Regions from separate parts of the Mus musculus genome. Here all the other regions are linked to region 5. The links are chromatin loops, found by intact Hi-C in ENCODE. Cell type or tissue: heart. All regions are shown on one strand.

Region 1 (4,000 bases), 96 kb before region 5:
TTTCCTCCCTCCTGCGAACTTCACCCCTTCCTTTTCAGGATCCCATTTTGGAATTTTAAAACAGTTCGACCCAGCTACCATTTTACTCCCTAACTATATGTTCAGGCATCTAACTCCATGTATGCTTGCCTGTGCAGTTTTGAAAAACTAAAACTAAACGTGTGCCTTTCTTACTTTTCAGGGAGCATAATTCGTAAGATGGTTTTAGATAGGCAACACCTGGGAGTGACTAAGTCCAGGTGCATAGTGTGGGGTGTTGCCTTCTTGTCCGACGGCACTGTCATAAGTGTGGACTCTGTTGGAAAGGTGCAGTTGTGGGACTCTGCTACTGGGACACTCGTTAAGAGTCATCTCGTCGCAAATGCTGATGTGCAGTCTATTGCTGTTGCTGATGTGAGTATGGTCGCAGCCCAGGTCTTCCCTGAACTTACGGTCCTCCTGCCTCAGCCTCTGAGTAGCTAGGATTTAGGCTTGTGTGACAAGCCTATCTTCCAAGTCAGTCGTAGGTCTTTCCTTTCCCATACAATGCTTATGTGACTTAGAAGGATTCAGTTTTTTATCACAACTAACTTTCTTGTTATTGTTAATTTAAAGCTATTTTTACATGTTTCTGCTCATACTAAGCGTAGTTTGTATATAGTTACATGTCACCTAATGGCGGGAAGGATCACATTCTGAGAAGCCCATCGGGTGATTTCAACATTGTATGAGCGTCATAGAGTGTATTTAGGCAGACAGATAGTAGGGGAAGCTACTGTGTTGCGCACCTAATGTACCAATTGTGTGTACTCTTTTTTTACACAACTAACAACAGAGAAATTTAAATCCTTCTAAACCGTGTAAGCAGTGACATCATAGAAATCCATACCGTGTTGAAATCCATACAAGTGTTGAACTTCATAAAGATGTTTTACTAAGCTGACAAGATGGCTCAGTGGGTAATGACACTTGGCGCCAAGTAAAGAGAGAAGAGATGCAGTAGATTTCATTTAAGAAGATGCTACCTCTAAGGAAGTACAAATACTAAGTGCCTTGTTTGAAAGTGGAAGAGGGTTAGGTTATCTTTCAAGATTTGTAGCAGAGAGAAATCTTGTCTCAAAAAGCAAAATAAAATTTTTTTAAATTATATGTACTTTTTTATTTTATGTACATTGGTGTTTTACCTGCATGTCTGTCTGTGTGAGGGTGTTGAATCCTCTGCAATGGGAGTTAGAGACAGTTGTGAGCTGCCATGTAGTTGCTGGGAATTGAGCCCTGGTCCTCTTGAAAGAGCAGCCAGTGCTCTTAACCACTGAGCCGTGTCTCTCTAACCTCCACTTTTTAATATGCATGAGTGTTTTACCTGTGTGTCTCTGGATCCCTTGGATCTGGGGTTGCAGACAGCTGTGAGCTGGCATATGGGTGCTGAGAATTGAACCCAGGTCTCCACCACCCCACCCCCTTTTAAAATAAATATTTGATTATGTGTGGGTGTGGATATGCGTACAAGCGTGTAGAAGTCAGAGGCTTCAATACGTTTGGAGCAGGAGTTCTGTAGAAGGTTGCAAGCTGCATTATGTGAGTGCTGGGAACTGAACTCGGGTCCACTGACAGCAGTAGTGCCCTCAACCTCAGAACCAGCTCTCCAGCCCGAAGGTTTTAAAATCTTACAGCAAGATAAAAATCTCCCACCTAAACCAACCTAAAGTACAGTCTAACGGTATGCTTACACCAGCTTCATTGTGAGTTTTGAGTAATGTTTTATGTACAGCTATGATGTCACTGGGAATTGGGAACTTTTTTGGATGATATTTTGGCTTGTCATTAAATGTGTAGCTTGTGACTGGCCATACTGATTGACACAATTGGCCATACTAATTGGTAATGTTGTCAGCAGGGGGCGCATGGCTACCCATGTTTGAGCTTGCTTCTCTGATGGAACTGCTACTGGGAGCCTCCCTGCTAATTCAGGGCAAGAGGGGTTTTTTGACTTTTTTTTTGTCTCCTGAGCTGCCCAGATAGAAAACCTGAAGGAATATTTTCCTGTCTGGTATGTTTTGTTGACATCTATCCCCTCATGATTTAATTTCTCAGCAAGAAGACAGTTTTGTGGTGGGCACCGCCGAGGGCACGGTATTCCATTTCCAGCTGGTGTCCATGACTTCCAACAGCAGTGAGAAGCAGTGGGTGCGGACGAAACCGTTCCAGCATCACACTCATGACGTGCGTGCTGTGGCCCACAGCCCAACAGCCCTGATCTCAGGAGGTAGGTCCTCCCCCAGCCAGCTGCTCCTGGCTGCCGGTTCTGGCTCAGGCTGTTCTCTTCATGAAAGCCATCTCTTACCGCATGTTCCCACAGGCACCGACACCCACCTGGTTATTCGGCCTCTCATGGAGAGAGTGGAGGTAAAGAATTACGATGCTGCTCTCCGAAAGATCACGTTCCCCCATGTGAGTAGCCCCCTGGCACCCTCAGTATCTCTCCCTCTGCCCAGTAAGACAGCTCGCACTTCCTATGCTCTCTTCATTGTATTCTGAGGCAAGCCTCCTTGAAGACATCCACTATGTGTACATGTACGTGAATATTGTGATAATGAGGAGGTGTAGGTGTTGGGAAGGTCTTCTCAATTTGTAGGATGGTGCCATCTACCTTGAAAGGACCACTACTAGCCTGGTTCTCCACCTAAGGGTAGAGCCACCCACCCTTACAAACAAGCTAACCAGACTCCCATGAAGCACGGTTACTGAGGGCGGGGTGTTTCTCCAGAAAGGAAGCTCAGGACGATGTTTGCACTTTACACACACAGTTTAGGCCTGGACATGTGCGCCCCGTGGTCCCTGCAAACAAAGCAGCTCATCTTGCAGCTCGTAACTGTCTGTACCTCCAGGTCAAGAGCTCTGTTTTTATCTCTTCAGGTACTGCATGAATGTGGTGCACAGACATATATGCAGGCCAAACACCCACACACCTACAGTAAAAAATCCACATTTTTCATGTATGTGGTTTGATAGTCAGACATAGTCCTCATTCCCCCGCCCCACCTTTGACTTTAAAGACAGGATTGGATTATGTAGTCCTGTCTGGCTTTGTTATCCCTACATAGAGTACACTAACCTTGAACTCATGGAGCTCCATTTGGTACCAGGAACTCAGTGTCTCTTGGCTGAATCCTTCTCTGTCCTTCTCTATCCCAGTCTGAGTCACCATTCGTGGATTCCTTTTCAGGGACTTCCTTAAGAATTTCCTTTTTTGTTTGTTTTGTTTTTAGACAGGATTTCTCTGTGTAGCACTAGCTGTCCTAGAACTCTTTGTAGACCAGGGTGGTCTAGAACTCAGAGATCTCTTGCTTCTGCCTCCCGAGTGCTGGGATTAAAGACATGCACACGTGACCAGCTTCGTAGTCTCCTTTTATCAACGTCTGTGTCGTGCTACCCTATGCTCCTTGGGTTGTTCTAAAAGCACCGTGTTCATTTCTCTGTGTTTAAAAAACCTTTGGTTGCTATTGTCTTCAGCATAGAGCCCTAAATGTCTGGTGTGTTTGTGGAAACCTGTGTTGATCTTGGACTGTCCTGTCTCATTCAGCTTTTCCGTTCCCAAAAGTCTTTTCCATGCTGCTTTGCATCTGACCTTGAGGCACAATGAGAGGTCACACGCCCTTTCCTCCCTGGGACTTGTTACCTTGCCTTCTCTGCTTGACTAATCTTTACCAGTGAACTACTTCTGTTCTGTATATATTCCACGAGGCTAAGTTAGATGTGCTTTCTGCTCATCCTAGGTTTGTCCGTGTTAAATCTTGCACCATACCCTATATATAGCATGACTGCCTAGTCTATGTCATTTCTTTAGACGAGTCTTTAGGTCAGTGGCTATTTCATCACCATTGTGGTCTTGATTCCTAGGACAGTGGCTAGACTGTAGTAGGATTTAGGATATGTTTATCAAATAAATGAAGATCTAGGGTGTTTCGAGACTGTGTCTCAGTAAGTAGACTAGATTGGCTTTGAACTCACAGAGGTCCAC
Region 2 (4,000 bases), 590 kb before region 5:
AGAGAACATGCATACCAGCAAGTCTATCTCGGATGATTAAATGGCAGTGGATAAATTTAACTAACGTGAGTAATGGGGACATGGAGGGGAAGTGAAGAGACATAGAATATTCTAGCAACATAAGGAAATGAGAGGAAAATGACTTTGCAACAAAATGTCAAACGTCTGTGCCTGGAGGAGATGTAATCTGGCCATTGCAGGCTCAGGGGAGCGGGGGAGTCTGCGGTTATTTCAAGTAAGTTTTAATTCACTTTAATAACAAATGGCTAAATCCCTTCAGACCCATGTCCTGGAACAGAACTGGGAGTCTGAGAGAGCCGTCTTTGTTAAGAGGGGTGGTTTCTTGTTCGTTGTGTTTGTTTGCTTGTTTTTTAAGTTGTGCTTCTATCCAGCCAGCCAGCCAGCCAGCCAACCATTTATTTTTGATTGAGTGAAACTAGCTGGTCCCCTGCCAGTCTACAAGAGATCCGAAACAGCTGAAAAGACAGAGATACCTGAACAGAAAGTATCGATGTAGACCTAACACTTGGTTCATGGGACTGACCTGTGATTGAAGGAAGGCTTGTGGGATGATACCATAAGGGCTTGAACGTCACGCTGGAGGATTGAATGAGTTCACCAGACAGACGACTAAGCCGGGAGCAATCCACACAGAAGGGCTTGCTTGAGACAAGGGTGACAGTACCACGTGCAATACTGGGGTGCTTGTTTTAATCATGGCTGGAAGGGATAACCAGGAAGAGGAGATGGGACGAGAGGAGAGGAAGGCCAGGGAGGAGATTCAGGACCATTAGACCCCTAATGAGAAACATCTCAGGAAGAAAGAGCCTAAAGACATGACCCCCTTCAATCCACCCACTGCCCAACTTAAGCCTCAGCCTTCAAAACGCAACTCAGATAATCACTTCCCCCAGAAGTCTTTCTGCCTGGCTCAAGCTGGAGTGGATTACACTTCTCCTATGCCGTGTCTTCCACCCACTCCTCCACACACACACACACACACTTCTGGGTGCCTTCCTGGATCCTGTCTGTGGGATCTTCTCCCAAAGATGGATAAAGTACTCTGGAAAAGAGCAATAGTTCTCAAGAAGAGGAGAGGAGAGGAGAGGAGAGGAGAGGAGAGGAGAGGAGAGGAGAGGAGAGGAGAGGAGAGGAGAGGAGAGGAGGCAGGGCAGGGAGGGAGGGAGGACAAGGCCTAGTTTAACAATGTGTCCTTTAAGAAAAAAAAATATAGCCGGGCATGGTGCCGCACGCCTTTAATCCCAACACTTGGTTGGCAGAGGCAGGCAGATTTCTGAGTTCGAGGCCAGCCTGGTCTACAAAGTGAGTTCCAGGACAGCCAGAGCTATACAGAGAAACCCTGTCTCGAAAAAACAAAACAAAACAAAACAAAAAATTCCTTTTCTTTGTGAAGCTCAAGATTAAACAAAGAACTTGTACACATTCCAAGATGGAATTCTGGCCCGTTAATTGCCTTTTTTTTTTTTTTTTCAGAGACTGGGTCTTGAAAATGTTAATAAATGAAAACTTGATTCTTGAATCTTTCGGAAATAATGTCTTGACAGCGGAACGTCATGGCAGTGGCCTGCACTGTGTCAGTAAGCACACTGACCTCAGCCCTAGCCATGCACTTCTCTGAAAATGGGGGGCGGGGTGCAGAAGGACATGAGAATCTTCTCTAGGGAAAATCTACTAAGGGGAGGCAGGAAGTCAGGCCAGAGACTCACCTGTCACAAGGAAGAGTTTACAGCACAGGGAGAAGATCATTTGAATCCCACATGTGACATTCAGTGGTTTGGTAAGTTTCTTATATACTGCTTATATTCTCCGAAGCTATTTTCTTACATGTGCAATGCAGATTAGAATATCTATCTTATCCACACACACACACACCCAAAAAAAACAAACAGGGATGGAACCTAGGATATAATGCATGTGCGGCGAGGGTTCTACCACTGAACTATAACCCCAATCAATTCTATTGGTTCTTAAATTCAAGTTAAGATAATGTATGTAAAACGCAAGGCCTGGTTCTGGCAGGAATAAATTTGCCAAAGTACCCGGTATGTTAGATTTTTAGAACAGTAATGTGCCACAGTGACCAGCAGATGGCGATCGATGCCAGCGGTCTGAAGAACGCCTTAGGGTCCAGGCACAGGAGGTGTTTGGTTTTACTGGAGCAAGGTGTGGTGGCTCCTGTAATCCCGGCACTCTCAAAGCTGAAGCAGCAGTATCGCCTGAGCACAGCCTGAGTTATTATGAGTTCAAGCTAGTTTGAACCACGGGGAGGAAGTGAAAGAGTGGGGAGGACTTGCTTCCTTGCACCCCAGCAACCTAGAGTGAACTCAATTCAGCCTCAGACGACGAAAGCTAAAGTTATGCTGACCCAAAGCAGCGTTCAGGAAGTATTCTCTTGATTTGGTGTCTTGGTGAGGGCAGGAAAACAGTCAGGAACTGAGGTTCCCTGTTCACAGGTTTTCGTAACTGAGCCCAGGTACTTTCAATAAGGGCCCATCCATCGCCTCTCACTAATTTTGTTGGATGCTCCTGTGTTACAAAGGCTATCTCAGCTGGAAGGCTGAGCCCACTGCTGATCCAGTGTGCAAGAGAGGGCCAAATGGTCCTGCCTGTTATCCTACAGCGGGTGCGGAGTAAGGCATCTGGCGTTATTAACCGGTTTCTTTGGCTCCCCCAAGCTTGAACAAGGTCACACTGAGTCCAGTATCCACCTCTTAGGCAAAAAAGGGTGGCCTCTTGCCCACCAGGGCACCAGGTGGGAGTGGGGGAGGGCACTACTCGGATACCTGGGGCTCTTCCTCCGTGTCCCAGCACGTTCTGTCTTTTCCATCTCAAAACCCAGGAATCTGAAGCATATGTGGAGGCCGTTGTCAGAGAGACAGCTCTAAGAGGCTAGACGTCTGGTAGTTCTGTGAATGTACAGTTCTGAACTTGCTGAGGACACAAACACTCCTTGATCAGCTTCTTAATTCTTGTGTTTGGCACCAAACAATAACCGCTACCCAGGGACCAGGGCAGAGAGCCACACTTACCCTTGGAGGACCCCGTGGCTAAGAGCATCCTAAGGGTCCCGGCTTTGCAGGTCCACTCCTGGACCATGAGAAAAGAGCATCATGCGCTGTGCCTGTTGATCCAGGGAGTCGCTACTCACAAGCTTATCCCTGCTCTCACTGCCTGCACGAAACAACCACCTGAACAGCCAACCGCAAACCGGAACTAATTACACCTCGACCTCTGGCAAGCCCCAGCCCTTGTGCGGGACAATTTAGAGAGTCAATAAATTCTTCTGAGCTTGGGTTTTCCATTGCATGCCTTACTGCTGTGAATGCGGCTCCTTGCCTACTGAAGGGTCTAGTTGGTCCCTCTCCAATGGCAACTTCAGGCTTTATAAACAATGGTCTTTGAACAAACTGAAGCCCCCCACCCCCCAATCTTGTAGACAATGCGTACAAATAACGTCATAGGGCCAGAGAGACGGCTGGACGGGTAAATGCACTTGCAGAGAAAACCTGAAGGCTTGAATTCAAACGTCGAAAGGTGGAAAAAGACAACCAGCTCCCAAGTGTTGTCCAACTTCCCTCTCCCCAACACACACAGACACACACACACACTGACACAGTCACAGAGATCGTTCTGTCTCTGCACCCACCACCACTCCCCCTGCAAGAATAAAAGGTATGGGCAAATACGTTTTACATACATACATACATACATACATACATACATACATACATACATACGTTTGTTTGTGTTGGGGTCCCTAGGAGATACTCTGGCCCCCATCTGTGAGCTGTGTGGCTGCCAGCGCTGGGGAACGAGCTGTAGTGCCTGGTGCCGAGCCTTACCCTAGCCTGTGTTTTGTGCTTCTTACTGAAAGTTCTGCCTTAGGAATCCTTCTAGGGTCTCTTAAACTTCTGTTTTGTGCGTATCTGTCTGCTACTGTTGTCTAGTGTGGAAAGTATTTGCAGAGTTTCCAAGGGGT
Region 3 (4,000 bases), 280 kb before region 5:
GCCGGAAGCTAGGAAAGCAAGGGTCAGGAAGTGGGTGAGTTGCCTTGTGTTTGGGCTGTTTTTCAGTCTGCGTGTGGGAGAAGGTGCTGGAAACCACCCTTCCCTGCTTTCAACCAGCATGGCTCCATTGGCAGGCTGAGCACAGACTAGAACTTTGTGTCTCGGAAGAAAATGCTGTTTAAGATAAACTGCAGGTTCCTTGCAAGGCTGGCAATGAGCTCTCGTTGCCCTGGCCTGGTCGTAGTTTGTCTCTCTGTGTCCTTGTCCCTAGGTGTATGTGGTGGCAAATGAACCTGTCCCAGTGTTGCTGGACTCGCTGCTTCCGCTCCTCCGGGTGTTCTTTTCTCTCTACTGTTTTACCCAGCAGAGTGTGTCTCACATAAGGTAAGCAAGCAGACCGGATACGCTTAGAATTAGAATCCCATTTGTCTGTAAACGGTCAAGTTTAAATTAGGGCGAGACTTTCTCTCAAAGTCAGGAAGATGTTTGGGGACTCTTACTCAGCCTACACAGAAAGAAAGAATGAGGATTTTGCAGGTTGAGGGAAATTGGGTGTAGTTTTGGGGATGATTTTCCATAGCCTATTCTGTACAGTAGAAGGGAAAGGTATCTCCATGGACCACCATGCCATTGTTTGATCGGTAAGAAATCCTGCGTTTTATTGTCTCTGGGAAGTGGGAAACCAGTGGGAGTTTATGATGCCCAAGTGGAGTGTTGGAGAGTAAGTTTGAAAAGTGCAGATTTGATGTGACTGCATAGTTTAACCTGGAATTTGGCCTTAATATGCAGAGTCTTCAGTATAGAAGAAAGGGGCTTCTTAGTCATCTACAATCCCCTTTCTGTGTTACTTTAAAACGGATTCAGTTAGGGGCTGGAGAGATGGCTCCACGGTTTAGGCGCCCTGGCTGCTCTTCCATTCCCAGCACCCACATGGAGGCTAACAACTGTAACGGCAGTCCCAGGACATCTGATACACAAACATAAGTACAGGCAGAGCATTCACACACATAACATTAAATAAATACATTTTTAAAAAGATTGATTTTTGGATTAGCTCTATTTTCAGTCGTTTGTGGCATTTCTTCCACATGGTAGGAGTTTATAGTTCCATCCTTTCCTGGGTCACTATGAAGACACTGTGTAAACTGGAGTCCCTAGAAAGGTCCCTGACAAATTATAAGCTCAATAACTCAGAGCAGTCATTAGTATGGCTGCTAATGGTGAAGAAAGACACTCAGCCCTGTAGTTAAGACTAAATGTCCAGCCTAAAAATAAAAATAAAATCTTTTTAAAAAGTAAAAAAAAAATTAAGTTCTCATAGCACCGTTCCATCCTCATCAAAGACTGACGGGGGAGCATGGGCCTACCCCAGCCCCTTCTAGTGAGTGGGGTGGCTTCTAGAGCCAAGGGTTAAGCTACCCCTGGGTGACCTCCAGGGCACTGTACTCTGAAATTTGTAAGATGCATGCTTCCCTGTCGAGTGTCAGCAGCCAGTGGCCGGGCAGCATTGGGATCAAGTGGAACCTGACGGTCATCGTGTCTTCCCCCCCCCCCCCCCCCCCCCCGCATAGCTTGCTAGCTTCATGGAATAAGATGACAAGCTCATTCATTCATAACTGCTTCATCTACCAGGTCACTTTGCCAAGAGATCTTGTTATGGATTCTGGTGAAGCTGGAAAGGAAGAAGGCAATCGCCAGCCTGAAAGGATTTTCGGGGTTGGACAAAACCGTGCCCACTCTCCACCCTCAGTGTCAGTTTAGAGCCGCTACGCACGGTGGCATCGTGATTACCGCCAAAGAGGCCATTAGGTGAGCTTACCAACCCCCGATTGTCACGCCTGACAGAAGTTTTTATACGACACTGTTCTGTGAGTCAGCCGCTAAGGGGCGCTGATGGAAAGGAAACCAGAAACAGGCAGCCAAGGCGCTTGCTATTTATAATCTTTAAAGAAACCAGAGCCTTAAATGATCCTCTGGGTGTTATTCCAAGATGCCAGCTAATAGTAGGTGTGGTTTGCTGGCGCCTCCCGGCTCTACACCGCAGCAAGCCCAGCTACTGCCCAGTGTTCGCCAGTGACTCAGAGCACAGGGCAGCACATGTTCACCGCAGCTCCCGAGCAGTCAGTCCAGTCTGTCTCTGACTCAAAGAGCAGGATGCATGTGTGCCTTATTACGATTATTACTGTATTTGTCTTGTCTGTGTCTGTGCATTGCTTGCATGCCTGATGGAGCAGAGGGTATCCAGTCCCTGGGAACTGTGTGGATATTGGGAATCAAACCCAGATCCTCCACTCCCACCCCAGCCTTATTCTTAGGGGAAATTGTCTGATTACTGTCATTGGTAATTTTGTAATGAGTTTGTTTCTCATAAGAATGGATTAGAACGTACTAAATAGACTTTAGTGGAGTGGATCATTTATTTCTCCAATGTCTCACAAGTATTTTATTTTATTTTATTCATTTTTTTGTTTTGTTTTGTTTTGTTTTATTTTTGTCCTGCTGAGACTGACCCTAGGGCCGCATGCACACTGGGCATCTGAGCTTTGCCCCTAGCGCCGTGAGCATGTATTTTAGACTGTTTGCGCTTTCTGAGATTTGTGGAGGGTGCTGTTTTCTCAGAACCTAGGCTTCCCTTGGCTGTCCACATGGAGTGTGTCGCTGGTCCAGCTGCTCACTTCCGCCACATCCAAAGAGTTGCTGCTTGTTGAAGTGCTTACATTTAACTTTATAGTCATGATTAATCTAGTGAACATTTAAAACATAAACAAATATGATTGACTTGACGAAAATAGAAAAAAATATGTATTAAAGTAGAATTATCAGAATGAATGGAAGCTTCCTGAGAACTGATGAATTTTAGCAGCTTTATCACTGTGCCCATTGAGTGTAAGAATTTAGAATTATTTGGCATGCTTAATTAGTGCACATGTATATGAAAACCCACAGTTCTCACTGAAATTACTATTTTGCTTCCTGATGAGAATATAGTTAGCAACCAGTGATTAAATGAATCTCCATCCACTGCCAGAAGCAACCACTCCTTAAAATCTGGGGTGTCTGCTCAGGTTAGGGGTATAGTCCTTTTGATATTATACACAAACACATACATACACACACACACACAAAAGTTACATGAACACCTGGGTTTAAATAGGGCCCACAGACACTTAAAGCAGTCAGAGTTCCCAAAAAATTGAAAATTTCATGTGTGTGTGTGTGTGTGTGTGTGTGTGTGTGTGTGTGTGGTGTGTGTGTATGTGTGTGTGTGTGGTGTGTATGTGTGTATGTGTTGTGTATGTATATGTATGTGTATATGTATGTGGTGTGTGTGTGTAATCATTTGTTCCCAAAGCAGCTGATCTGTTTCACCACTTTCCTTTCACCCTGCCATTAGCCCAGCAGAAGTTTCCAGTAAGAAAGTGTTTTAAAGAAAATTTAAGCCAGGCACAGTAGTACACACCTTTAATCCCAACATTTAGGAGGCAGAGGCAGGCAGATCTCTGTGAGTTCAGAGCTAGTCTGGTTTTCCTAGCGAGTTCCATGCAGCCTGGGCTATATAATGAGACTGTCTCAGAAGAAACAGACAAAAACAAAAGCCCAGCTCTATTTGAGCGCTTAGATAGGAGTGTTGGAGGCAGATCTTTTTAAACTTCTTTATTGTTGCTGCTTGTTCACTATGGAGCTCAGGTTGGTCTAGAATTTACTGTGTAGTCCAGGCTGGCCTCAAACTTGAAGCAATCATCCTACATTAGCCTAAGTATGTGCTATAGGGATGAACCACCACACCCAGCATCAATGATCATTTTCTTTAGACACACCTGACCTTTTTTTTTTTTTTAATTTTTCAATAAATCATGTCTAAAGCCACTTCCTTTACAAATCTTTTCCTATTTGAGAAATAAATGATCATACAGACTAAAGCAGTTTAGCTTCTAATAATAAATACCTTGCATTCTTCAGCCCGAACATAAAGGAAAATATTTTCAAGATCTGTCTGAAG
Region 4 (4,000 bases), 320 kb before region 5:
ACCCTCCCAACTAAAAACTGTTCCAAGAACATTTTTGAGATAAAGGCCTCCTGGAACAACCTCAAAATGAACCAGGTACTCCTTAGTTACGTAGGTTCCTTGATAGGACATGACTCCTTAGTTACGTAGATTCCTTTGGCAGAACTCCCTAGTGATGTAAACTTGTACTTTCCCTGCCCAGTTCTCCCCCTTTGAGTTTTACTATATAAGCCTGTGAAAAATTTTGGCTGACCGTCGATTCTCCTCTACACCACTAGGTGCCACTAGGTGTATGAGTTTCGACCCCAGAGCTCTGTGCTTTCATGTTGCTGCTTTATTTCGACCCCAGAGCTCTGGTCTGTGTGCTTTCATGTCGCTGCTTTATTAAATCTTGCCTTCTACATTTTATGTATGGTCTCAGTGTCTTCTTGGGTACGCGGCTGTCCCGGGACTTGAGTGGTCTGAGTGAGGGTCTCCCCTCGAGGGTCTTTCACCATCACCCAACAAAACCAAGATATTCCAATGGGGCTGTCTGTAGCTAACACATTCACAGATACAGGATATGTGTGTGTGCGTATTTATCTTTAGATTAAAGAATTATTTATTTTACAGTTATGAGTATTTTGCCTGTACGTGTGTCTGTGCCCCACATGAGTGGCTGGTCATCTTGGAAGCCAGAAGAGGGCATTGGATCCCCTAGAATTGGAGTTATACATGGCTGTGAGCCACCTTGTAGGCGATGGGAATTAAACCTGGGTCCTCTACAAGAACAACACCACGGATCCATCTCTCTATCCCAGTGTGTATTTACTTTTAAATGTCAGAAAAAGGAATCAGTAATACAAAGTTGAATATTTTTTGTTACTGTTACTTTTGGGGAGAAAGTTATGAACTTGTCTTGCCACGTCAGCTTCCCTGAACGCTGGTGTCATTGGTGTGAGCTTCTCTTTCAGGGTCTATGTACATCTGTGAACTTTATTTATTGTGTTTCTTTCAGTACTTGAAAATTTACATACTAAAATGTGTATTATTTTTACGAGAAACTATTTCTGTTCCCTCCCCCACCCCCTGGGTTGAAGTACTGAGGACCAAACTCATGGTTGTGTGCTAGAGTGTTATTACTGGATAACATTTCCAATCCTTCATAGCTTTTAGACGGTCTCACTAAGCTGCCTTCACTGGTTTTGAACACGTGATTCTCTATAGCTGAGATTTAGAAGCATGGGCCACCATGCAAGACTACTTGTGTTTTTTTTCTTTTTGTTTTTGAGTCAGGGTCTCTCAGAGTTCCTGGTTGGCCTTGAGCTTACTATGTATGTAGACCAGGCTGACCTTTGGTTCTAAGTACTAGACTTAAAGATACATGTCACCACATTGGTCTTTTATTTTACCTTTTCAATTATATTTTCTTTCTTTTTTTTTTTTTTTTAAAGATTTTATTTATTTATTATATGTAAGTACACTGTAGCTGTTTTCAGACACACCAGAAGAGGGCGTCAGATCTCGTTACGGATGGTTGTGAGCCACCATGTGGTTGCTGGGATTTGAACTCTGGACCTTTTGAAGAGTAGTCGGGTGCTCTTACCCACTGAGCCATCTCACCAGCCCCCTATATTTTCTTTTAAAAAATATTTTGTAAGTTATGCTTGTGCATGCGTGTGTATGCGCATGAGTTGCTGGACCTGAGTTTGCAGGCTGGTGTCTGATAGGGATGCTGGGAATTGAACTGGGGCGCTCTGGGAGAACACAAGAAACTGTATCTTGTTTTTTTTTTTTTTCCCGGAGAAGGGGCGTTCCAGACAGAGTAGGCCCCGCCCCAGGTCTTGGGCCCCGCCCTCCAGCAGAGGACACGCCTCCGCCACATTCAAAATGGCGGCCGCGCTGGCCCACTTGGGTGTTTGAGCACGTCGCAGGTCGCTCCACTCCAATCATGGCGGCCTCCGGACCGGCGGCGGCTGCGCCGAGTGGCGTTCTGGTGACATGTGGTCTGGAGCAGGTTCTGGAAGCGCTGAAGTTGCTGCTGAGCCCGGGAGGTGAGAGGACGAGTCTCGGCGCGGGGCTGGACCTGAGGCTCGCGGGGTCGCGGGTCACCCAGGCTCGCCCTGGCTGCTACCGCATGTTTCCCGCAGGCCCTCCCGGCATCTCCATCCCCACTCCCGGGAGCGCTTGGGCTCTGTGCAGTCTCACTTAAAACTTAAACTGAAGCTCCAGGAAAGGGCCTGCAGTCCGCTGACCGCTGATGCCGGCCGAGGTCCGTTGGGCGCCTCGCTGAGCAGCGGCTTCGGTCCACTGTTTGCTCCAGCACAGCCCTGACACAGGGACTGGAGACGCCTTCACACAGGTGTAATGTGATGTCCCAACCGCTTGAGGGCTCCGAGCCTGGTGTGCACGCTTGAGATTTGTACAAAATGCCAAGTGACCAGAGATGCCCAGCAGGGACGTTTTTTGGCTGAATTTGAGGAAGATTTTTAAGGGTTTCTGTTTTGGTATCAGAGGTGCACAGTCACCTTTAATCACTTGTTGAGTTAACTTCCCAGTTTAGTATTTGAAGAGACCTTGGGAATAGTGAGACCTTGCATTCTCACTGTTGAGTCCCAATTTGTGGTGGTTTGAACTGCCTCTGCCTCCCCAGTGCTGGGATTAAAGGCAAGCATGACCATTCACACCTCCTGCCCCTTTCTTTCTTTAGACAGGGTATCACTGTATAGTTAAGGTTTGTCCTGGAACTCACACCTCAAATCAGGTGGTTATATTAGAGGGATGTCCATGGACCTAGAACTCAGTTCTGCCTGATCTCCTTGTCAGACTAAGGCAGATTATTCAGAATAGAACTTCTGATGGCATCTGGAAACGTAGAAGGGTGTAAGAAAATAGGATCCTAATTATAAGCACAGCATGTCTGGGTGCGTGTAGAATTATCAAGGTAAAGGCAACGTGTGTGATTACAAGGTGAACACTCTCGGTCTTAAATGTCGACCCCCAAACTACAGCTGCAAACATTACAGAGTACTTAGTGGGACGTGAAAAGCAATTAGTAGTAGATGATTGCCTACTAAGCGCCAGTCCCTATAGTCCATTTACTTGTAGATCATTTAGTCCTCACAGCAGTCTCCTAAGTATTAATAGGCATTAATTTTTGCAGAGGAACATACATGTACATTGGAAATTGCCCAAAGTAAATCAAGTTCGTGACAAACCTCAGTTCCTTCACTAAAAGCTTGCAAAATATACTCTCTTGCCCCAATTAAGAGTCAACGGCAGGATACGTATTTTATTTATTTATGTTTGAATGCCTATTTCTGTGAGTGTATGTATGCTGTGTGCATGCAGTAGCCCACAGAGGCCAAAAGAGGGTGTCAGTTTATCTGGAACTGGAGTTACAGGCAGTTGTATCACATGGGTGCTAAGACCCAAACCCCAGTGCAGAAAGTGGTCTTGCCCAATGAACCATCCTTCCGGCTTCCACATTAAAAGGAAAAAGAAAAAAAGATTATTTTATTTTTTTAATAATATGTATGTGTGGGTATGTATGTGTGAGTGAAGTTATCCAGAGAAACCAGAAGTGTCAGATCTCCCTGGAGCTGGAGTTATGGGCAGTTGAGGCATCTGACATGGGTACTGGGAACTGAGCTTGTACCTTCTGTCTTTTAACTTACTAATGGAGAGATCCCTTGTTCAGCATTTGGCAGTCGTAGCTATTGGGTTGGTTTAGTTTTGATTTGTTTTTTCCCCCAGTTTTGAGATAGGGTCTCATGTACCCCACATAATGAAGGGTAATCTTGAATTTCTGTACCATATAATGAACTTAAATTTCTGATTCTTTTACCTCAGTCACCTGAATGCTGGGATTACAGGCCTGCAGTGTCACACTGGTTTATGTAGTACTGGGGCATCAAACCGAGGGCATCTTGCCTGCTGGGCAATTAGTCTACCAGCTGAACTACATCCACACCACTGTTTCCAAACACTCTTGTTTGGAAGGGGAAAAAAAATAGTATGCTAAAATTCTTCGTTTTTAAAG
Region 5 (4,000 bases):
GCACAGCACAAATTATCAGCTTTATCCATCTTTTTAAGATTCTACATGATGAAATATGAATTATTAAGCTGAGAAATTGCTTGTACTTCATTCTGAAGTATGATCTGGTGAGCCATGCTGCAAGGAAAAGGGCTGGTGTTCCTGAGTCCTGAGCTGAGCTCCAGCTGCTCCTCATGAACTTCAGTTTCCCCTTGGAGGAGGGACTGATTAATAGCCCACCATGCTCAGTTCTGTGTCTAAAATGACTGAAGTGCTCTGTCATCTAAGGAAAACACTGGTGCTAATTGTTGCCTGTGATAAAAATCTGTTTTTCAAGGGAAATTATAAATCCGGATAAGGTTTCGATGCTGCATATAAGGAGAGCATGCATGTTTTGGATTTTTTTGTGATGCTCATTTCATTTGATATAAAATCCTCAAAGTTCATCCATGTGATAGCTGATGATAGGACTTCCTCTCCTAGTTCACTGAATGGGACGTGCCATTGTTTGTTTTGTGTGTGGTGTTTTGATTTGTTTTAGGCCGGCCTGAAATTAAGCATTTTTTTCTGTAAATGAATGTTTTGCCTCTATGTATGTCTGTGAATCATGTGTGTGCCTGGTGCCTATGGAAGACAAAAGAGGGTATAGGAGATGGTTTTGAACTGCCATCTATCAAACCCAGGTCCTCTGGAAGAGTAGCAGGTGTTCTTAACCTGAGTCATCTCTCTAGCCCCCGAAGAATTTTCTGCATCTCTTTTTCTGTTGGTAGGTATTTTCTTTCTTTCTTTTTTTTTAAAGATTTATTCATTTATTATATGTAAGTACACTGTAGCTGTCTTCAGACACTCCAGAAGAGGGAGTCAGATCTCGTTACGGATGGTTGTGAGCCACCATGTGGTTGCTGGGATTTGAACTCCGGACCTTCAGAAGAGCAGTCGGGTGCTCTTACCCACTGAGCCATTCTCACCAGCCCGGTATTTTCTTTATGAAGACAGTAAGTAATATCCTGCCTCCTGTGACACCAGGGACTATTCTATCAGATTAAAGGATATCAAAATATCATAATTTGGGGCTGGAGAGATGACTCAGTGGTTAAGAGCACCGACTGCTCTTCCAGAGGTTCCTGAGTTCAATTCCCAGCAACCACATGTTGGCTCACAACCATCTGTAATGAGGTCTGGTGTCCTCTTCTGGTGTGTCTGAAGAGAGCAATGGTGGTGTACTCATATGCATAAAATAAATAAATAAATCTTTTAAAAAATATCATAATTTGGCTTTGAAATGCATTCATCCAAAAACTGTTGAAGGTAATGATCACCTTAGCTTTCTGTTCTATTTGTGGTCCTAGGTTGGTTCATTCAGGTTCTGGATGTCGGTCACCCTCCCTTGGATCTGACCTGACCTTTGCTACCAGGACAGGCTCTCGGCAGGGCATTGAGATGCATCTCTTCAGGGTTGAAACTCATCGGGATTTGTCGACCTGGACCAGAATACTTGTTCAGGGCTGCCATGCTGCTGCTGAGCTGATCAAGGAAGTCTCCCTAGGTAGAGATACTTTTGTTTGGCCTTCCTATCTATCTCTCTCTCTCTTTTTCTTTTTCCCCTCCCTTCTTCCCTCCCTCTCCCTCTCCCTCTCCCTCTCCCTCTCCCTCTCCCTCTCCCTCTCTCTCTCTCTCTCTCTCTCTCTCTCTCTCTCTCTCTCTCTCCCCCTCCCTCCCTCCCTCCTTCCTAACTTCCTTCCTTCCTGCTTGTTTTTGACAGGGTCTCACACAGCCCAGCCTGGCACTCTTGATCCCCTGCCTCACCTCCCCAGTGCTGGGGTCACAGGTGTGCACTCTCATTCCTGGTCCTGGATTCTAACCATAATTATTAGTTTTTTCAAGCCTTATCTTTATCAGTGTGTGCACATTTCCTTGTGTGTACATACATGCCATGAGTGTGCAGGTGCCCCATGAGACCAGAAAAGGGCAGACAGTGAAACAGAATTTGCTTTTGTGGGTGCTGAGAATCAAATTGGAATCCTTTAGAAAACCAAAGGATGAACCTTTAAAAGCTAAACCATCTCTCCTGCCCTCTAATAGTAATTAGGTGAAGTTACTCAGCTGTAAAGTAAAACCATTGTTTTGCATACTGATTGTAAGCTATTAAAACACGGTAGCTGAAGTGGTGGTGGAGGAAAGAAATCTGTTATCTGTCTAAGTACCAGACCTTTCCCATGCCTGCCATGTAGCACTGACCACCATACTACCACGTGGCTTTTTCACTGTGTATCATTGTAATCTACATTTAATAGTGTAAGAACCCAGGCAATAAGAATTAGATGCACTGACTACAGTTAAGAAGATTTGGCACTTAAGGCCATCCATACGCCCTCAAATACAAGTATCTGGCAGTTTGTGGCTGTGGAAAATAACGTGTATGGAGTAGGAGTTTCTCTTCAAAAGCTTGAAAATGTCTGTCCAACATTCAGGAGTTGGTTGCCTCATTTCCACTCTGGGCGCTCCCTCTAGTGGCGAGTCCCTGCTGGTTGCTTTGTTCCACAGTGGATGTGCCCCTGGTGGCAGACATTATGAACTTGGTGTTTCATATACACTCTGTAAACATACAGGTATTCCAGTTTGCCCTTCCGTTTCATGAAACAAGGGTCAGTGTGGCTTATATACAGGCAGTGCCTTAAGCCCCTCCTTCCCTCTCCAGATGACTCATACTCCTGACCGGATTAAATACCTGAAGGACAGACAGTATCAGTCCCCTTCATTCATTAAATCAACAAATATTTGCTGAGCACTATTTAGCAAGAGCTAGGCTTTATAATGATAGAGATAAAGTAAATAAGATCTACTCCCTGTCCCTGACCAGAGAGATGTGAGGAGAGGACAGACGCCATCCTGTTGTTCTCTGTAGTTAGTTTGTGGAGAGACTAATAAGGCGTTTTTTTCTTACACCATTGACCAGGGATGCTACCCCAGCCGTTCATAATTTGTTGTTTTTAAAAGTTTCTACTTACCAGTGAGCATAAATTCCTGGTGTTTTCCTCTAGTAATATAATAGTCACCTTAGTTGTCAATTTCTGGGGCCTACTCCCTTCGAAGTTGTCCTATAATGCTCAAAAAGCCTGAGTCAATCAGAGTGTCTGTCTGTCTGTCTCTCTCTCTCTCTCTCTCTCTCCCTACCCCCACCCCATGTGATGTGTGTGTGTGTGTGTGTATGTGTGTGTGTCTCCCCTCCCTCCTTTCCTCCCCCTCTTGCTTTGATCTGTCTCCTGCTGTGCTATAGGGTCAGGTCAAAGGACTCTCCAGAAACATTGAAACCACTTAAAACTACAAAACTAAACAACTGATCCCAGTAGCAGGATTTGTAGAAAACATTATTAGGAGGTCTCTCAACACCAGTCTTTGATTTTAAGAAATACAGACTGGGAGATGGGAAGCAGAGCTCAGTATCGCCATGGAGAGGCCTGGGATTCGGGCTTCAGCACTACAGAAAGAATAAACAAACAGGCATGGGCTGGGAAGGTGAATGCTTGCCACACAACATGAAGGCCCAAGTTCAGTTACCAGAACCCATGTAGACATCCAGCTGCACTGGCTCGTGTGTGTACGTCCCATGTAGACATCCAGCTGCACTGGCTCGTGTGTGTACGTCCCATGTAGACATCCAGCTGCACTGGCTCGTGTGTGTACTTCCCATGTAGACATCCAGCTGCACTGGCTCGTGTGTGTACTTCCAGGGCTGGGCAGGTCAAGGCAGGGATCCCTAGGACTCACTGGCCAGCCAGTCTAGCCAAATAGGTGAGCCCAGACCAAGGAGAGACCTTGTTTCCAAAACATAAGGTGGATAGCACCTGGGGAGGACCAATTCATAAGGTCTCTACACACAGGTACCTGTGCATGCACACAAAAATACAAGATAGGTAATATGTAATATGATTGACATTCATTTCAGTGTAACCCCGATTGACTCCTGGCTTTAGTATGTTATCTTAGAGTGTCTTTCTATTCTGTAATGTCCTGTGATGTG
Region 6 (4,000 bases), 75 kb before region 5:
GCATCGACTCCAGCTTGCTGCTCTTGCTTGAGTTCTACAGAGAAGTTTGGACCAGAGACTGGCCTAGATGTGGGTTGGGTTTTTTTTTTTTTTTTTTTTTTTTTTTGCCAACACTACTCAAATGACTTAATAAACTCATTTCTCCCATATGCTGGCAGGCAATCCGATCTCTTTGCCATGGAAATAACAAAACTTAGACTAAGAATAAAAACTTGGAATACTGCAAGTTCGAAAAGGTTTTAGGAAGCTTACTTTTTAGCATCAAAACTGTTCAGGTGGCCATGGTGGTGTAGGTGAAAGGCAGAAACAGGAACCTCGGGAGTTCAAGGCCAGCTTCTACATACTGAGTTTTGGCCACATAGACCCTGTCTCCAAAACAAAAAACTTTTGTTCCAGGGCTGGGCATGTGGCTCAGTGATAGAGTACCTGCTTGATATGCAAACAGCCCTGGGTTCCATCCCTGCCACCACCAAAGGGTGGGGTGGGATCCAACCTCAAGTGCAATTTTTTGTTTTTTGGTTGGTTGGTTGGTTGGTTGGGGGGGGACGGGGACGGGACACAAGGCTCTCCTGGAACTTATTCTGTAGACCAGGCTGGCCTCAAATTCATAAATATCTTCTTCTGCTTTTGAGTGCTGGGAGTTGTTGTTTGTTTGTTTGTTTGAATTTCTTCCTAAACATCATGCAGAGGACCCCCAAAGAGATCCATGATCACTTTGTTTTGTTTTTTCCTTTTCCTTTTCTTTTTTTTTTTTTGTTTTTGTTTTTGTTTTTGTTTTTGTTTTATCAAGACAGGGTTTCTCCATGTAGCCCTGGCTGTCCTGGAACTCACTCTCACTCTGTAGACCAGGCTGGCCTCAAACTCAGAAATCCGCCTGCCTCTGCCTCCCAAATGCTGGGATTAAAGGCGTGAGCCATCTTCGCCCAGTTTTTTCCTGCCTCCTGAGCTCTGGGATTAAAAGTCTGTGCTACCACTGCTTCCTGTTTGGTTTGGTTTTATTGTTTTTTTGGTTTGTTTTTTGTTTTGGTTTTGGTTTTGGTTTTTTGTTTTTTGTTTTCTCGAGAAAGGGTTTCTCCATGTAGCCTTGGCTATCCTGGAACTCACTGTATAGACCAGGCTTGCCTTGAACTCAGAAATCCACCTGCCTTTGCCTCCCAAGTGCTGGGATTAAAGGCATGCGCCACCACACCCAGCTTTGTTTTGTTTTGTTTTTTTGTTTTTTTTTTTTTTAAAGATTTATTTATTTATTATATGTAAGTACACTGTAGCTGTCTTCAGACACTCCAGAAGAGGGAGTCAGATCTTGTTACGGATGGTTGTGAGCCACCATGTGGTTGCTGGGATTTGAACTCTGGACCTTCGGAAGAGCAGTCGGGTGCTCTAACCCACTGAGCCATCTCACCAGCCCTGTTTTGTTTTTTTTTTTTTGTTTTTTTTTTTTAAATGCCTAAAAAGCACTTGGGATGCAGAGGCTAGTCAGTCTCTTGAGTTTGGAGGCCAGCCTGGTTTACATAGTGAGTTCTAGGTTAGCCAGGACTCCACAGGAACCCTGTGTGGAGAGGCACCTTAAAAATCTAATGAATTTTAGATTTATTTTATGTGTGTGAGTCCTTTGCCTGTATGCATCTTCACCACCTTCCTGTGAGTGCCCATGGAGGCTGGACGAGGGGGTTGAATTCCCCATCACAGAGTCACTGGCAGCTCTGAGCCACTGTGTGGGTGCTGGAAATTGAACCTGAGTCTTTTGGAAGAGCAGCCAATGCTCTTAACCCTCTCTAGCCCCGTAATTCTGTTTTAACCTGATTTTCCACGACGCCATTCTATTTGCCTTGACAAATACCTTGGAAAAACAAGGGAGGAAAGATTTATTGCAGCCCACGATGTCAGTCCTCAGTCCACTGCTTCCATTGCTGTTGGCCTGTGGTGAGGCAGAACATCATGCTGGCAAGAACAAGTGTGGGAACGAAGATGCTCACCTCATGGTCACCAAGAAGCAGAGACAGAGGGAGAAAGGCAAGTATGTCTTAGGTATGGCCCTGTGACCTACTTCATCACAACAACGTATAGAAGAACTTGCCACTCTCATGATCCCTTCCTATCAGCACCACTAGCCAGGGAACCACTCCTCTAACACCTGATCTCTCAGGGAGTGTACTTAGTGCACCAACCAACATCCCCAACAACACTAATAGAAACCCCATAGGCACCACTAGGTGGCGAGGCACATTCCTGTGCTTGTAACCCTAGCACTGGGAGGTTAAGACAGGTTCAAGGCCATAATCAGCGGTCTGGCAAATTCAAGGCCAGCCGGTACTATTACTTTTAAAGGGCTGGCAAGGTGGTTCAGAGGGTAAAGTTGCTGGCTGACAAACTCAATTATGAACCCAATCCCTGAGACACACATGGTGGAAGGAGAACCAACTCTCAAGAGGTGGCCTCTGGCTGCCACATTCTTTTTTTTTTTGAACTTGATGTGAGATTTATTATTGAACAATTTGGTAGGGTATAGGAGAGAACTATTGAAGCCTTCAGGAATGCAGGGCTCTCCACTTGTCCAGAGGACCACGGTTGGGGATATATTTGACACCACAGCCATCAGGAATGAGCCACTTCTCAACAACCATGTCTTCAAATTCATCTGCATTAAACTTGGTAAAGCCCCACTTCTTTGAGATGTGAATCTTCTGGTGGCCAGGGAACTTGAACTTGGCTCTGCGCAGAGCCTCAATCACATGTTCCTTATTCTGCAACTTGGCTCGGATAGACGTGATGACCTGGCCAATGTGAACCCTGGCCACTGTGCCCTGGGGCTTCCCAACGGCACCACTCATCCCTGTCTGGAGCCTGTTGGACCCAGCACAAGACAACATCATGTTGATACGGATGACATGGAAAGGGTGGAGCCTCACTCGGATATGAAAGCCATCCTTGCCACAACTCTTTACCATGTATTTGTTGGCACAAATACGGGCAGCCTCCAGTGCTTCAGAAGAGAGTTGCTCATATTCATCTGACACCATATGGCCACAAAGTGGGAATTCATCAACTTTCGCTTTCTTCCATCCCAAATCAAAGATTCGGATCTTAGCATCAGGGACACCACGGCAGAAACGAGACTTTGGGTATGGCTTGTTCTTACAATACCGGTAACACTGGGCGGGGCGGCGGCCCATGATGACAATAGGATCGTCAGTGGCGTGCCAGAGGAAAAGAGCTGGCTTCTACATTCATACTGTGGATACACAAGCCCCCCAAATAAAGAAAGAAAAATTTGAAATTGTAAAAAAAAAAAAAAAAAATCCAGGTTCACACATGTGATCCTAGCATCTAGAAAACAGAAGCAAGTTCAAGGCCAGGAGCGGCTACAGGTTTATAGCTAGATTCTGGGGTTCTTGTTTTGTTGGATTTTTTTTTGTTGTTTTGTTGCTTTGAGACAGGAGCTCACTATGTAGACCAGTCTGGCCTCAAAGTCTCTGAGATTCACCTGCCTCCTAGGTGCTAAGATTAAAGGCTTGTGTTACTATCCTGGTTTTTGTTTGGGGGCCTGTGTTTGTTGTTTTAACAAAACAACAACAATAATAAAAACAGGCCATCAAGATGGCACACGCCTTTAATTCCAGCACTCCGGAGGCAGAGGCAGGTGGATTTCTGAGTTTGAGGCCAGCCTGGTCTACAAAGTGAGTTCCAGGACAGCCAGGGCTATACAGAGAAATCCTGTCTCGAAAAACCAAAAAAAAAAAAAAAAAAAAAAAGATAGCTCAGGAGGTGAGATAAAGCATCCACGTTAGTTTGGTGGCTCCTGGAGCAGAGTGGAGGCTGGGTGAACCTTCAGGCCACTGAGTTGTGAGGCACTAAAACTGTTAGAGCTGATAAGAGGAAAGTGGTCGTTTGTTTATTTTTAGATCTTATTTGAATTTCATGGCAAATTATGTAATTTCCATAATTGTCAATAAAAAAGCACTGGTGATTTTCCATAACTAAAAAACAAAACTAAACTGCT
Region 7 (4,000 bases), 67 kb before region 5:
AGAACAAAAGTTTTTTTTGTTTTTTTTTTAATTGTGGATGTTAGGTCAGAGTCTTTAAGTTAGTCTTTCCTATTTGTTCCTCTACCCACTTCCTCTACCCTAGGGAGCTGGCAGTAGATACATACACTAGTTAGGATAACAGACGCTCTATTTTATTATACTGAGGGTCCTCACACAATGTTCACTCTAAATCCCTAAGCCTATCTCCCCAAGGCTGCTCACCTGTGCTACATAGCTTAGCTGAAGGTCAGGTCCAGTAGCTAGCAGAAGTCTCTGATTTAAGGGTCAGGATCCTAGGGGTGGGGGTGGGAGGAGGAGACTCTCCAGCTGCAGGGCAGGTCAAAGTGGCCTCTCTCCAGATGAGAAGAACAGAGCACTGTCTGCTTGTCCAGTGGGCGTCAGATCTTGGGCTGTCTGGTTATCTTAAGTGACATCATTGAGGTCTGGTTATCAGGTATCAGGTGCAGCCTTGGGTATAGTGGGGATCCTGACTAAGCTATTTTTTGTTTGTTTGTTTAAAACATCAAATCTCACTACAGATGGTTGTGAGCCACCATGTGGTTGCTGGGAATTGAACTCAGGACCTCTGGAAGAGCAGTCAGTGCTCTTAACCGCTGAGCCATCTCTCCAGCCCCATTTTTTTTTAACATATCTAAAAGACTTTTTTTTTTTTTTTTTTTTTTTTTGCTATGGTCATTACATATAGTCTTGTTATTGGCTCTGCAATTAGCAAAATCACTGACTCTTTAGCTAACAAATCTTTATACGGTTTCTTGGATGGTCATCTACATATTCGCCAAAAAAAAAAAAAAAGATGGAACCCAGACTAAGACTGGCAAACTTATAGAATCAAGACAGAACCCTTCAGGACTTGGTTATTTGAAGCCTTGCACACTCACTACCTAATTCCACTAACCTTATGTCTTGTTCACATTGGCAACTTCCTAAGGAATCATCACAGATGGTTAATTTTTGTGTGTGTGTGTGTTCACTTGACTGGGCTAAAAGACGCCTGCCTGGATGGACAGATGTAAAACCGTTCTGGGTGTGTCTGTTTCCGGAAGAAATTTTTTCCATGGTGACCTGAGTAGAGAAGATTGTCCTCAACAGTGGGAACCGGCACCATCCAATCAGGTGAGGGCTGCCAGGGAACAGTAAGACGCGGTATACTCACTCTATGAAAACTGGGACATCGCTCTCCTGCCACACTTCAGGGCTCCTGGTTTTTCATGGACTGGGCCAGCTTTTACATAGTAGCTTTCCACTCCGACCCTGCTCCCCCGCTTCTGCCCCCTCAGGCCTCTCTGGTCTTCTGATAGCTTCAGATTTCTACCTAGTCCTCAGGTCTTTGGATTTGGATTCAGAGCCTTTTTCTGCAGATGGCAGATTGTGGAGTTTAGCCTCATAATCTTGTGGCTAATCTCGCACAATCTTTGTTAACTATATATACCCGTTGGTCTGTGGGGAACTCTAAAACATCAGCATGCTGCAAATGTCTTTGACCTTGCGCACTGTGGGTTCCCAGTGCTTAAGAAGACAGGTCCCGGGCTGGCGAGGTGGCTCAGTGGGTAAGAGCACCCGACTGCTCTTCCAAAGGTCCAGAGTTCAAATCCCAGCAACCACATGGTGGCTTACAACCATCCGTAACAAGAACTGACTCCTTCTTCTGGTGTGTCTGAAGACAGCTACAGTGTACTTACATATAATAAATAAATCTTTAAAAAAAAAAAAAAAAAAAGAAGAAGACAGGTCCCCTCTAATTACAGGCCAGCAGACAGGTGATTTTTAAAAGCAGTGACAAAGTCTTGGATCCACACCTTTGATCCCATGTCACTTATGCTGTGTCCCCTGCTTGTGCTCACACCAAGACTAACCAAATGTTGTTTTATCCTGTTCTTAGGGAGGTCTGCAGTCTTTTTAACCACAGAGAATCACACCTAGCTGGTTGCCTCTGTTTTTCTTTCCCATTAGACCACAAGCTCTCTCGGCTGAGGTGCATTTTATTCAGTGTGTCTCTAGGGCCTTAAAAGGAGCCCAGCACACCTCTGAGCGCTCAGGGCTGCTTTTTTTTTTTTTTTTTTTTTTTTTTGCAATGAACCAATCAATGCAAGAATGAACGCGCCAACCCGGCCCTGCAGGATCGCAAAGAGCCTCTCTACAAGCTGACTTTGCTCTCCCTGCCCGGGCAGCTCTCGTAGAAGAGGTGAGGAGTTCGAGGAGGTCACGGAGAACCAAAGCAAAGGACGGCGGGGTGCCTCGCTGCACGAGGCGCTGCCCACCTCCGAAGAGCTTTCAGTGAACCAGGACAACCTCGCCTCCCGGAAGCGGCCTCGCCGGCCTTCCCCCCGCCCCTCCGGAAAGTGGGCGTGGCCCTCATGAATAATGAATCGCCGGGGGGAGGGGAGGGGTCCGCCCCCCTCGGGCGGGAAGGGGGAAGCGCCGAGGCTGCCTGACTGGAATCGGGGGAGCTGCAGCAACGGCGGCTGCGGGAGCAGGGCCGGCCATGGCGGTGTGGACGCGGGCCACCAAAGCGGGGCTGGTGGAGCTGCTTCTAAGGGAGCGCTGGGTGCGGGTGGTGGCCGAGCTCAGTGGCGAGAGCCTGAGCCTGACGGGCGACGCCGCCGCAGTCGAGCCTGAGCCGCCGGCGGCCGCCTTCAACGGTCTTCCGAACGGCGGCGGCGGCGAGTCTCTGCCCGGGAGCCCGAACCGTGGCCTGGGGCCGCCCAGCCCTCCCGCGCCGCCCCGCGGTCCCGCGGGGGAAGCGAGCGCCTCGCCGCCCGTGCGCCGAGTGCGAGTGGTGAAGCAAGAGGCGGGCGGCCTGGGCATCAGCATCAAGGGCGGCCGCGAGAACCGGATGCCGATCCTCATCTCCAAGATCTTCCCGGGGCTGGCGGCCGACCAGAGCCGGGCGCTGCGGCTGGGCGACGCCATCCTGTCGGTGAACGGCACCGACCTGCGCCAGGCCACCCACGACCAGGCCGTGCAGGCGCTGAAGCGCGCGGGCAAGGAGGTGCTGCTGGAGGGTGAGCGGGGGCCGAGCGGGAGGCGGCGGGGTGGCGGCCTGGGCTCGCCTGCGCGCACTTTGTTTCTGCCCACCCTGACGCCTGTGCGGGGCTCGCCGGTTCCCTCCGCCCCGGCCACCAGACCTCCTCTTGTGGGGCTCCAGAGTGTGGAAAAACTGAGGCGTCCAGCGAGAAGAAAGTTGGGCAGCCACCGAAGTGTTACTTTACCGCCCCTTAGCGAGACTCAGCTGAGATTTAGGGGGTGGGGGGAGCAGCAGCCGCGTGCGAAGCTCACCCCTAAGTCTTGCACGATAAGCTGACACTAAGCACTAACTACCGGGAGAGCGATCGGCTCGAGTTCTTTAGTCTCCTTTTTTTCCCTGTTGGGAAGCGTTGGTTGGACGCTTTCTTTAGTCACCTCGGGCTCCCCGGGCGGGCCGGTCTATTAAATCCATCCACACCGATGCCAGCAGTTTGCTTGGGCAAACCACCAAAGCACTGGTTAATTTATGGGAATTTAACCCATCATTGGCTCTCAACAATAACCAGAGAAGATCACAGCACTTTGTGGAAGGCAGAGAGCTGATACAGCAAGTTTGTGAGGTTAATGAGCCTTGTTTAACAGTGGAGGCTCACGTGTTTGAGCATTTTACTGCCAACTAGAGTTTCGCCCCTTTTGCAAGAGCCCGGTGCCAGCTTCCTATCGCTGGCAGGCGTGCTGCCGCAAGACCAGTAGACATTTTATAAGAATCCTGAAACGGGTACCATCACATATGTGTGAATAGCCTTTACCTTAAGTGTAGATGCGATCTTGTGTGCAGCGTTTCACGCGTATCGATGTAACTGAGGCAGAATTAAATCTCATCTCCAAAGACTCATACATGTTGAAGGTGATGGAATATTGTAAGTGAGAAGCCAGTTGCTTGCTTTAGAAATAATTGCAAGACCAGCTCCGTTTTTCGCTGTTGAGTCAAGTCATTCCAGGAGCATTTATTGCT

The links. A loop is a pair of places that touch in the nucleus more often than their neighbours do. Peaks named below come from ENCODE experiments on the same cell type or tissue, not always from the same donor. Only the 100,000 strongest peaks of a DNase experiment are listed, where the experiment ranks them.
Region 1: it touches region 5 in a loop (5-fold over the local background); 14 of 42 quality-filtered maps call a loop at or near these places.
Region 2: it touches region 5 in a loop (2.5-fold over the local background); 2 of 42 quality-filtered maps call a loop at or near these places.
Region 3: it touches region 5 in a loop (2.6-fold over the local background); 18 of 42 quality-filtered maps call a loop at or near these places.
Region 4: it touches region 5 in a loop (5-fold over the local background); 15 of 42 quality-filtered maps call a loop at or near these places.
Region 6: a loop joins it to region 5, with 6 times the contacts of the local background. A loop is called at or near these places in 20 of 42 quality-filtered maps.
Region 7: it touches region 5 in a loop (3-fold over the local background); 19 of 42 quality-filtered maps call a loop at or near these places.

Annotation. Positions count from the first base shown.
Region 1 is chr8:106,904,052-106,908,051 of GRCm38, forward strand. It overlaps Utp4 (UTP4 small subunit processome component), which reads left to right. Exons shown (of 17, transcript NM_011574.2): 6 at 182-393; 7 at 2,074-2,245; 8 at 2,339-2,430. Among named protein-coding and RNA genes, the nearest start is that of Utp4, 12 kb to the left of the region's middle. In heart, a CTCF peak has its summit at 1,869 (motif pointing right); DNase peaks (open chromatin) are centred at 1,910, 2,210 and 3,630.
Region 2 is chr8:106,410,086-106,414,085 of GRCm38, forward strand. No RefSeq gene overlaps it. Among named protein-coding and RNA genes, the nearest start is that of Zfp90, 3.2 kb to the right of the region's middle. In heart, a CTCF peak has its summit at 2,104 (motif pointing right); a DNase peak (open chromatin) is centred at 2,276.
Region 3 is chr8:106,716,338-106,720,337 of GRCm38, forward strand. Tango6 (transport and golgi organization 6) reads left to right here. Exons shown (of 18, transcript NM_173037.1): 8 at 272-384; 9 at 1,633-1,809. Among named protein-coding and RNA genes, the nearest start is that of Tango6, 35 kb to the left of the region's middle. In heart, a CTCF peak has its summit at 1,884; a DNase peak (open chromatin) is centred at 1,894; H3K4me3 peaks cover 487 bases; H3K27ac peaks cover 671 bases.
Region 4 is chr8:106,681,244-106,685,243 of GRCm38, forward strand. It overlaps Tango6 (transport and golgi organization 6), which reads left to right and starts at 1,825. Exons shown (of 18, transcript NM_173037.1): 1 at 1,825-2,012. The coding sequence starts at 1,910. In heart, a CTCF peak has its summit at 2,338; DNase peaks (open chromatin) are centred at 1,948 and 2,248; H3K4me3 peaks cover 1,158 bases; H3K27ac peaks cover 1,031 bases.
Region 5 is chr8:107,000,182-107,004,181 of GRCm38, forward strand. Sntb2 (syntrophin, basic 2) reads left to right here. Exons shown (of 7, transcript NM_009229.5): 5 at 1,329-1,525. Among named protein-coding and RNA genes, the nearest start is that of Gm22085, 7.4 kb to the right of the region's middle. In heart, no CTCF peak of the experiment used is centred here; a DNase peak (open chromatin) is centred at 2,490.
Region 6 is chr8:106,925,241-106,929,240 of GRCm38, forward strand. It overlaps the pseudogene Rpl10-ps2. Among named protein-coding and RNA genes, the nearest start is that of Sntb2, 8.5 kb to the right of the region's middle. In heart, a CTCF peak has its summit at 2,221 (motif pointing right); a DNase peak (open chromatin) is centred at 1.
Region 7 is chr8:106,933,299-106,937,298 of GRCm38, forward strand. It overlaps Sntb2 (syntrophin, basic 2), which reads left to right and starts at 2,442. Exons shown (of 7, transcript NM_009229.5): 1 at 2,442-3,023. The coding sequence starts at 2,504. In heart, CTCF peaks have their summits at 2,485 and 2,687; DNase peaks (open chromatin) are centred at 1,173, 2,383 and 3,013; H3K4me3 peaks cover 2,188 bases; H3K27ac peaks cover 2,120 bases.